2 separate regions of the Homo sapiens genome follow, and region 1 is linked to region 2. Evidence: read pairs that join two places in POLR2A ChIA-PET (ENCODE). Cell type or tissue: A673. All regions are shown on one strand. Links, peaks and the distances in the headings refer to the core of each region. The heading gives the core; the rest is flanking DNA. Region 1 overlaps SNIP1 (Smad nuclear interacting protein 1). Region 2 has its middle 14 kb from the start of AIRIM.

What was found. ChIA-PET counts read pairs that join two places held together with the same protein. Peaks named below come from ENCODE experiments on the same cell type or tissue, not always from the same donor. Only the 100,000 strongest peaks of a DNase experiment are listed, where the experiment ranks them.
Region 1: POLR2A ChIA-PET joins it to region 2 with 14 read pairs; 2 of 35 experiments call an interaction of 5 or more read pairs at or near these places.

The regions. Positions count from the first base shown.
Region 1 is chr1:37,531,469-37,536,822 of GRCh38, forward strand. It overlaps SNIP1 (Smad nuclear interacting protein 1), which reads right to left. Exons shown (of 4, transcript NM_024700.4): 4 at 2,981-5,354. It overlaps LOC105378649 (a long non-coding RNA gene), which reads left to right. Exons shown (of 3, transcript XR_947190.3): 1 at 1-77; 2 at 2,419-2,515. Among named protein-coding and RNA genes, the nearest start is that of MEAF6, 19 kb to the left of the region's middle. RefSeq lists an enhancer at 2,198-3,397. In A673, for the core only: no CTCF peak of the experiment used is centred there; a DNase peak (open chromatin) is centred at 3,193.
Region 2 is chr1:37,673,637-37,678,939 of GRCh38, forward strand. No RefSeq gene overlaps it. Among named protein-coding and RNA genes, the nearest start is that of AIRIM, 14 kb to the right of the region's middle. In A673, for the core only: no CTCF peak of the experiment used is centred there; no DNase peak of the experiment used is centred there.

The sequences.
Region 1 (5,354 bases), core at 355-5,354, 140 kb before region 2:
ACAACAACAACAAAAAGGACATCTTTCACATTTGTCCCTTTTGATCAAGATCTGGCAGATCCAAGAACCTTTAAACTGTAAGTATAGTCTAAAGTTTGCCTTGGTTTGGCTTCCTAGGCTCAAGAGCATCTTAAATCTGAGATTTGTATGTAATCAATGTAGAGAGAAAATGTTTTTGTTTTGGGATTTTTTTTTTTTGAGACAGAGTCTCACTCTGTCGCCTAGGCTGGACTACGGTTGTGCTATCACTGCTCACTGCAGCCAGGACTTCCTAGTCTCAGGGCGCTCCTCCTACCTTAGCTTCCTAAGTAGCTGGGACTACAGGTGCACGCCACCATGCCCAGCTAATTTTTTGTATTTTTAGCAGAGACGGGGTTTTGCCATGTTGCCCAGGCTGGTCTTAAGCTCCCGGGCTCAAGTGATTTGCCTGCCTTGGCCTCCCTAAGGGCTGGGATTACAGGCATGAGCCACTGCACCTAGCCAAAAGTTGTCTTCAAAAGAAAATCTATGACGTGTGGTGACTCACGCCTGTAATCCCAGCCTTTTGGGAGGCTGAGGTAGGAAGAAGACTAGGAGTTTGAGACCAGCCTGGGCAACATAGCAGAACCTTGTCTTTACAAATAATTTTAAAAATTAGGCCAGGTGCAGTGGCTCACACCTGTCATCTTAGCACTTTGGGAGGCTGCGGTGGGCGGATAACAAGGTCAGGAGATCGAGACCATCCTGGCTAACACGGTGGAACCCCGTCTCTACTAAAAATTCAAAAAATCAGCCAGGCATGGTGGCGGGCGCCTGTAGTCCCAGCTACTCAGGAGGCTGAGGCAGGAGAATGGCGTGAACCCAGGAGGCGGAGCTTGCAGTGAGCCGAGATCACGCCACTGCACTCCAGCCTGGGCGACAGAGCGAGACTCCATCTCAAAAAAAAAAAAAAAATTCCAGGGATGGTAGTGTGCTTATAGTCGCAGCTACACAGGAGGCTGAGGCAGGAGGATCACTTGAGCCCAAGAGTGTGAGGCTGCAGTGAACTATAATAGTGCCACTGTACTCTAGCATGGGCAACACAGTGAGACCCAATCTCTAAAAAAAATTGTTTAAGGTTTGGCACAGTGGTTCATGCCTATAATCCCAGCACTTTGGGAGGCTGAGGCAGGAGGATCACTTGAGCTTAGAAGTTCAAGACCAGCCTGGGCAACATAGTGAGAGACCTTGTCTCTACAGAAAAAAAAAAAAAAAAAAAGCCAGGCTGACAGTTGCAGCTGAGGTGGGAGGATTGTTTGAGCCCAAGAGGTCAAGGCTGCAATGAGCTGAGATCACACCACTGCACTCCAGCCTGGGTGACAGAGCAAGACCATGTCTAAAAACAAAAAAAAAAAAAGGAGGGGTGTGTGACCCACTTGTAATCCCAGCACTTTGGGAGGCTGAGGCAGGAGATCACTTAAGCCTAGGAGTTCAAGACCAGCCCTGTCAACACAGGGAGACCCCGTCTCTACAAAAACTTACAAAATTAGCCAGGCGTAGTGGTGTGTGCCTGTTGTCCCAGCTACTTGGGAGGCTGAGGTGCACAGATGACAAGCTCAGGAGATCGAGGCTGCAGTGAGTGGTGCTGTGCCACTGCACTCCAGCCTGGGTGACAAAGAGAGACCCTGTCTCAAAAACATAATAAATTGGCTGGGTGTGGTGGCTCACACTTGTAATCCCAGCACTTTGGGAGGCCGAGGCAGGCGGATCACGAGGTCAGGAGTTCGAGACCAGCCTAGCCAACATGGTGAAACCCTGTCTGTACTAAAAATACAAAAAATTAGCTGGGCGTGGTGGTGTGCACCTGTAATCCCAGCCACTCAGGAGGCTGAGGCACGAGAATCACTTGAACCCAGGAGGCAGAGGTTGCAGTGAGTGGGGATTGCACCACTGCACTCCAGCCTGGGTGACAAAGCAAAAAAAAAAAAAAAAAGAATGTGGCATCTAGAATCAGAGTGACTGGGTCTAAATTCCAGTCCTACCTACCACTGTGACCATAATGTCCCTGTGCCTCAGTTTTCTCATCTGCAAAATGGAACAACCGTTGAAGCCTGTCTTGTTGGGTTGTGAGGATTCAATGAGTTCATGAATGAAGTAGGACAAGTAAAATGCTTAGGACTGTGCCTGGTACATAGAAAGTGCTCAATATTGGCCAGTTTTATTATTGAAGTCTCAGTTTACATGTTCTTTGGCATCCCGTTACTGAATATTTTTCTATTTTTATGAACCAAGATGATGATTTCCAAGTAGCTCTAGCTGTGACTTGGTGAGGTGAGGATTTCCCTAAGCCACCCTCTACTGCAGAAAGTCCCACCTCCTGTGATTTCCTTGAACCCCCTAGTTATGAATTGGGCAGCCTAATGAATCAGTTGTCTTTTCCTTCCTTAACTCTCTGCTAAGCTCTGCAGGCAGGAACAATCCAGCAGGAAGATCACTGAGCCAGGACTGAGGTGATTTCTCATCCCAGGTTTACCACTGACGTGTCATGGGTCTTGAGGTAAACAACTTAATTTATAGGGTCTTATCCACAGTCCACTGCAGTCCTGCTAGTCCCTGGACTGCTCAGTCTGGCATGATGTCCTCCTTTACTACTGACTCCAAATCAAACTATTTTCTAAGGTATACCTCAACTGTCATCTCTTCCACAAGGTGCGGCCCATCTCCAAATTATTTGTTTTTCTTTTTTTTTAAAAGATGAGGTGTCACTATATCACCCAGGCTGGTCTTGAACTCCTGGGCTCAAGTGATCCTCCTGCCTCAGCCTCCCAAGTAGCTGGGACTACAGGCACATACCACCACACCTGGCTATTGCTCCCTTTCTAACTTAGCTGTAAACCAACTGCATAAACTTATGCAACTATTGCTGACTGGATTAATTCACTTTAGAGTAAATGTGAACAACTGTTTTTAGAATTGTTTCCCATTTGATAAATACACTGGAAATTTTACCCAAGAGACCAAATGAAGCTTTACATTCCAAAACTTTAATGTCAATTAAGCAGCCTTTTCACTTGATATAAACTCACATACCCAGGAACACTGTGGGCTCAGAACATTATTTCACAAGCAGGTATTGCTGGCACGTTGTTTGTGTCACGTTTAGATTCCGATTAAATGACATCATTTTGTTCCTCAGATCCTGACATACACAATGAAAGTATTTGAAAGTTACATAACCAGTTGCACTTAATGAGTCATCCTTTGTCAATATTAGAATGAGGGAACCAGGATATGACTAGGAAGAGACTCAAGGGGTAAAATCTGAAGATTCTGTCCCATACCTCTGCAGAATCATGGACCCCCACAGAGGACTTAGGGGAGGGGCTCAGAAGCAAAGGGCTGTTTTGAAAATAGTTTGATTTTGACACAATGATTTGCAGACAAGCCCAGCCACCGTGGAGAAAAGATAGAGAATGAAGAAGTTCCAAATGGCTAAGATGAACATGAACTTCTAAACAGAATGAAAGCTCTAGGATTATGTCCACTTTAAGAAGTCTGCTGGTGATATCTGGCTTTAGAGGCAGGTAATGTCTTTTGACACCCTTTCTTCAAAGAAAGGGGTAAGGGAAAACAAGACCAAAAAAAAAAAAAAACACCTTCTCAGGCCAGGCCTGGTGGCTAACACCTGTAATCCCAGCACTTTGGGAGGCTGAGAGGGGCGGATCACAAGGTCAGGAGTTCGAGACCAGCCTGGCCAATATGGTGAAACCCCATCTCTACTAAAAAAAAATAAAAAATAAAAATTATATATATAAATTAGCCAGGCTTGGTGACAGGTGCCTGTAGTCCCAGCTACTTGGGAGGCTGAGGCAGGAGAATCGCTTGAAACTGGGAGGCGGAGGTTGCAGTGAGCCAAGATGGTGCCACTGCACTCCAGCCTGGGCGACAGAGTGAGACGCCATCTCAAAACAAACAAACCAACAAAAAAACCCACCTTCTCAGATATGTGGCATAAAGAATTTCTTAATCCAGGACGTTATTCCTCTACTAAAATAAAAACTGACTAAACAATTAGGACTTCTTACTGAAAAATGTAGGCAAAGTGGTCATCTATCACAGTGCCCACCAGGATGAAGTTTGTAGCAAAACTCAAGGCTACCACAAAGTAGTGCTACTGCAGCACAGACTGAACAAGGAGATCCTAGAGTAAGATACCAGATTAGTGCTTAAACCCTCAAGAGAAAACCGTCAGTCTGGATCAAGAGAAAAGTTCATCCAAACAAACCTACTTTTCAGACAAGCACATATATATGATCTATGGCACATACCAAAATGAAGAAAATAGCAGTTACAGTGGCCAATGTAGAACACATTCTTCAACTTACCTTTTTTTTTTTTTTCTGAGACAGAGTCTCGCTGTCACCCAGGCTGGAGTGCAGTGGCACAATCTCAGCTCGCTGCAACCTCCACCTCCCGGGTTCAAGCGATTCTCCTGCCTCAGCCTCCCGAGTAGCTGGGATTAAAACAGGCATGTGCCACCACGCCCAGCTAATTTTTGTATTTTTAGTAGAGATGGGGTTTCACCATGTTGGCCAGGTTGGTCTTGAACTCCTGACCTCAGATGATCTGCCCACCTCAGCCTCCGAAAGTGTTGGGATTACAGGCATGAGCCACTGTGCCCATGCCCGGCCCAACTTACGTTTCATCTAATGACCTTATTAAGTGTTCACTTTTCAAAGGATCTTTTAACTTCTTCTGAATGAACATTAGTCAGCTGCCCCTCCCACTAGCCAATCTTTAGCCCTGAGCACACATGGGTATAAAAACAATGGAAAACAATCAAATTTAATAGTATCCTAAGTCTCAACCCAAGAGGAACAATTAGTAGTAACACTGATTGAGCTGCTTCACCACCTTTCCCCACAACCCACCTCCATGTCACCATCTGCTATTCCACTGACTTGGAGGCCAACGATATAACCTGCCCCACAACACTCTAAAACAGCTACCTACTTTTATCTCAAAAGTACTGACAGAAGGCTCCATTAGCAGCAAACAGACCTATGAACACAAGGTCCTCTACGCTAGGAAAGCATTACTCTTTGAAATGGGGCTATATTTACAAATTTTATTTTTTTATCCCAAAAATACATATAAATGAAAACCTGCTCTTCAAATGCAGGGAGGCCTTTGCCTAACATTGTCATATGAAAATCAGTATCAGCTCTTTAACACACAATTTACATATATACATACATACACACTATATGTAAGCAGCAAATACTTTGCTACTTACACATATTCCTCTGGTGGAAAACTAGGACACTGGGAAATTCCCCTGCTTTCCAACCTTGGGAAGGTAAATACAACCTCTCTCAACAACTTTTTAAAGGATG
Region 2 (5,303 bases), core at 304-5,303:
AGAGACAGGGTCTTGATATGTTGCCCAGGTTGGTCTTGAACTCCTGGGCTCAAGCAATCCTCCCGCCTCAGCCTCCCAAAGTGCTAGGATTACAGATGTGAGCCACTGCGCCCAGCTCTGATTTCAAGCTCTTTTACGTGCATTAGCCCATTTCATTTTTGCAGCAGCTGTATGTTGAAACCTTTGCCTACCCGCCCTCTTTGTTTGATGAAGACCCTGGGGTCTAGAGAGGTCAAGTCACACGCTCAGGTCCCACCGGAGTGGCACAGCTGAGTCAGGAACTCTGATGTCCCGACTCCCTGCCCAGGACCTTCACCACACAGCAGCAGCCACAGAGGGCTGTGGCTTACCTTGGCCTCAAGGAGAGGTTACACCCTGGGTTCTCTGGGAAGGAGGGAGGCGGGGAAGCCTGAGGTGGGAGGGGATGCTGAGAGGAGGGTGGAGCCGTGTCCTTGATGTGGTGGCTGGGCCTCCGTCAGGGCTGTCGCCACAGTCCCAGGGTTTGGCTCGAACAGTAACCACCATTTCCGCCAGTGTGGCAATGCCGGGTGGATCTAGGTCCGCCAGCCTTGCCAGGGAACCCAAGCCAGGCGGTCTGGGAAAGGGAGGATGCTCTGCCCAGCCTGGCCTGTGGGTCTTTGCTGCTGGGATGGGGTCATCTTCTGCCTTGTTTCACTTCCATCAGCCAGCCTAGCTCTTAGGTGGCCAGTGACTACACCCTCAGCCCAGCTGGCACCTGACAGAGGAGGAAATGGGCCTCAATCCCAAGTCCTCCTCCAGGGGGAGGATAAAACCTATAATTAATTAAGAACCTACTGGGTGCTGGGCTTCATCCTCTGTGGTTTGAATGAATTAGTTCATTTCATTTTCAAAATAGCTCAGTGAGTCGGGTCTTCTTATACTCATCTTACAGGTAAGAGCGGCAAAACACAAGGCCCACATCCTAGGTGGGTGGAGACAGGATTTTGCCGAAGCTCACAATCTTTCTAGGATACCGCAGCTTTACAGGAGGCCATGGCTATCAGCAGCCAGCCAGCTCTGTCAGAGACCACTGCCACCCCTTGCACCATCCCACTGGGTAGAGCAGAGCCCACCTTCTCCACGCCATGCAGCTGCAAAGGCCCCTGCACCATTTCTACCACTTGGGTCAATTCCCAAATGGGGCTGAGCCCCTTGCTGAGCTGGTAGGGATATAAGAATGGATAAGAAAAAAATAAAATCCTGCAGGAGCTGGATTTAAATTTAAAAAAAAATAGGCCGAGTGTGGTGGCTCACGCCTATAATTCCAGAGCTTTGAGAGGCCAAGGTAGGCAGATTTCTTTTATTTATTTATTTAGTTAGTTATGAGATGGAGCCTCACTATGTTGCCCTGCCTGGTCTCAAACTCCTGGGCTTAAGCGATCTGCCCGCCTCGGTCTCTCAAAGTGCTGGGATTACAGATGTGAGCCAAAGCACCAAGCCCAGCTCAGGTGGATCTCCTGAGCCCAGGAGTTCAAGACCAGCCTGGACAACATGGTGAAACCCTGACTCTACATTTTTTAAAAAAATTAAAAATTAAGTGTTAAAGGGAAGTACAAGTACTGTGCTGAGAAAGGAAGGGTTATTTTCATCTAGGGGTGTAAGAAGAGATAACAAAAAGGAGATGGTGTCTGAGTGGGGCTTGGAAAAATAAGAAAGTGGGTCTCTTTCCCGTAGCAGGAAACAATGTCTTGCCTTTGAGGTGGAGGTGGCAGTTAGGGGATGTTTTCTCTAGCAAAGACCCCAGCTCCTCCATAAGAGCAGGCAGCTTCTTCCAGGCAGAGTGCATTGACTAGAAATCTTTTCTGGAAAATGATAAGAAGGGGCCAGGAGCAGCTGCAGATGACTTAGGGAGTTGGGACTGACAGGCACCTCTTTAGGGCCTGTGGAGATACTGTCACGTAATAGGGATTGCCTGTAGCCAGAAGAGTGGATAACAGGGAGCCTTTGGGAGGGGGACAAGGCCAGAGGCCTCAATGACGGGTAACTAACCTGCTCTGCAAAGGCTCAAACTTCAACTTGGAGAAGAAAGGGTCTGTCCACAGTGCTGGGGCAGCTACAAGCAGTAGGACCAGAGAGAAGCTGGGCAGAACTGGCAACATAATTTGCAGGGCCCAGTGCCAAAGGAAAATCATTCGAAAACTGTTTAGAATTTCGAGAGTGACAGCAGAGCATGAAACCAACCTTGGGAACCCTTGTAAGTGTGGGTCACAGGCACATGAAGCCAGCCCTGAAGTGTGGGCTAGGGAAAGCAAGCAGGGGATAAGGCCACAGGAAGGGCAGCCACAGGAGCCTTCTGACCTAATGGTCTGATCAAAATGAAGAGAACCCATAAACACAGGTGGGTAATCCTGAGACACAGCCAGGGCCACACTCAACCATTCCTAGTTGCACCACTGAGGCCTTTGTAGCTCTCCCAATGACCCAGTCCACCCCAGCCAAACAGCATTCTCCAAGAGTCCAGGTCTCGCCCTATTTGGAGGACAGAGGGCATTTAAATTTCATCTCTCTGTGTTGGGGGAGCTCTAAATGCTGGGAAAAGATGTCATGCCTGGAGACCATCTGGGGAAAAGGCCTCCGGAGCTGTTTCTTTAATTTACAGAACTGACAACTGAGGGTAGGGGCCTTTGGCAAGTACAAAGGGTGATGGCCCAGAAAAGAATCAAAGTATTAATAACGGGCTCGGCTGGCACTGGCCTCCTGTCCCCCGCCCTGGGGTTCATGTGGCAGGGAAGCCTGATGTCTCTGTTTCAACAGTGGGATCAAAACTGGCTTTCAGAGCAACATAAGCCAGGGGTAATTTTTAGCACAGACGTAACTTTCTAGTTCCTTTTTCCTACCCCTCATTTTTCGGTTGCCTTTAAAGAGGCCGCAGAGAACTGAAAAACAAATCCAAGTTTAAAGAGACAAGTGCAAAAATGCAAACTGGGCAAGGGGACAGAGCCGCCAGCTGGACAAAATGTGCCTGGAAAACAGCATCCTCTGCTTGGCAGGTGCCAGGAATTTATGGTTGAGTTTTGCAGACGTTTCATCACATTACAAGCCAGCTCAGGAGACCCTCATAAAACTCTGCTTATATGAAAGAACAAACTAGCTGATAAAAGTCAGCTGTTGCCTATAAACGCACTGTGGGAATTGCAATTGAGTAGCGGATTTATTAGTCTGGGCTCTCTGTGCAAATTAAGAACTGCTCCACACGTTTCAATCAGAAGAGATGAGCCAGAGCAGAAAGGGTTGCTCCCCGCTCACATGATGGCCAGCAGGCCAGGCTGACCCCCACCCCCATCACTTACTCTACTAGAGACCAGAGGGAAGACTCTCACTGAAATTAAGTCACAGAGGAGCTAGTCTCACATTCCCCTATCTCGCCTCCCACAAAAACCCACAAAAACAATCAGTCACTCTCTCCATCCACTGCATTCCCCACACATCCTTCACAATAGCACTTCTCACGAAGAGCTTGCAGATCTGCCTGGCCTACTAAATCATGGACTTCTTTGATTTACCTCTGTATTGCTAATGATGAGTTCTGTGCTGGGCACACTGGGAGGCCTCAGAATGAATGGATATGGATGCGACAGACTCTAAAGCCCCATATACATAAGTTATGACTATCCCACCCCAAACAGCATGGAGGGGCCAGGGGAGCAATGCCGAGGTACCCATTGGACTTGAGGACTGGCAACAAAAAGGGGAAAAGAGGTGCAGTGAGGGAGTTATGAAGGCGTTTCTTCCCCAGAGAAGTGCGGTCTTTGTGGCTAGTCTACCCAGCCATCAATCTCTGTGCTAACTGCTGCCTTTTCTCAGGATGAAGGCTCTTTCTTAAGGAATGACTCTGCAACTGAACTAAGGGTACTTATTAAGGATGCAGATATCTAGCCCCTCCCCACACATACTAGACCAGAATCTCTGGGCTGGGGCCCTACAGTCTCGGAAAAATGACTTTGCTCTACGTGGAAACCAAGAAGGAGCCTTCCAGGAAGGATGGGGAGGAGGACAGTGCCTGGAAGGGGTACCCCTGTCATTCCTTCAGAATCACTGGCTTTCTCCTACCAGGCCCTGGCATCAAAGGCAAAAGTGTAGGACTCTGGTAGACCACGCCAGGATTTGCTCCAACCCTCTTGGCTATGGGGTCAGAAGGAAGGGTAACTGGCAAGGTTGCGGCTGTCCTGGAAGAGGCTTGGATACTTCATGTGCCACGGCCAAGTTGGATGGAGGTAGCTCTGCACTGCAGGATCCATGTCCTGTGCAGGGCTGGGTATCAGAAAACCTCACCCTTGTTACAGCTGAGTAGATGTTAGGCATGCTCTTGCCTTCTGTGGCAGAAAGGCAACAGTGATGTGGGGGAAAGCACCTTTCACCGGAACCAAGCAAGCCCTGGTGCAAATTCTGGCAACATTACTGACAAGCTGTGGGCATTTAGAAAGCTTACCAGGTCTCTGTCTCGGTCTCCTCATCTACCTAATGGAAGTAAGCATACTTGTTTCAATTCTCGTTGAGGGTTTAGAAAGATATTAAAGAGCCTAGCACAGAGCTATACACTTAGTGAGTGACTAATAAAGCTTAAGTGAATTTCAATCCCTTAAATGCTCACAAATGTACCCAAAGCCCTCACTATCTCCTCTCGCTTAAACCTTACAACCCTGTAAGGACATATCATCACTTCCACTATACAGATGAGGAAATAGACTTAGAGGAAATTACTTGCCCAAGATCACACAGCTGGCTAAAGGCTGAGCCTGAGACTTGAACCCAGGTCTAGGTTCCTTCCTTCCCCTCATCCCCAAACCTGCTCCCTGAAATGTGCACTCTTCCTCCCTTCTCATAGGGAAATGGAATTATAAATGATCCAGTGTTTGAGCAGGTTGGGAAGGTACCTGGCTTCTCGTCCCAATTAAAGTCTGGTGTAATACAGTCCCCATAAAGCCCAGGCTCTCCTTGGGCAAGCAGGAGACCTTCTCTTTAGGGCCCAGGCACCCCAGCACCTTGAGACAACACTTACTCTGAGAGAAGAATCTGAAGGTCAGTTTCTAGATGTGGATGGGGAGGGACAGGATAGAGGGAAACCAAAATTCTTCATTTCATCCCAAGACTGTCTTACACTGACAGAGAAAGGGGTTCTGACCCAGCTGAGGGAAAACAGAACAGAACTCACATTGGTGTCTTCATCCATAAGCCAGTGGCATACATAAAGGAGGAGCACCAGAAGTATTCCCAGTGTGGTGACTCTCCCTGAATTCGTTTATCAATTTAGTGATTCTAGTAAAAAATACTGACAATTTATT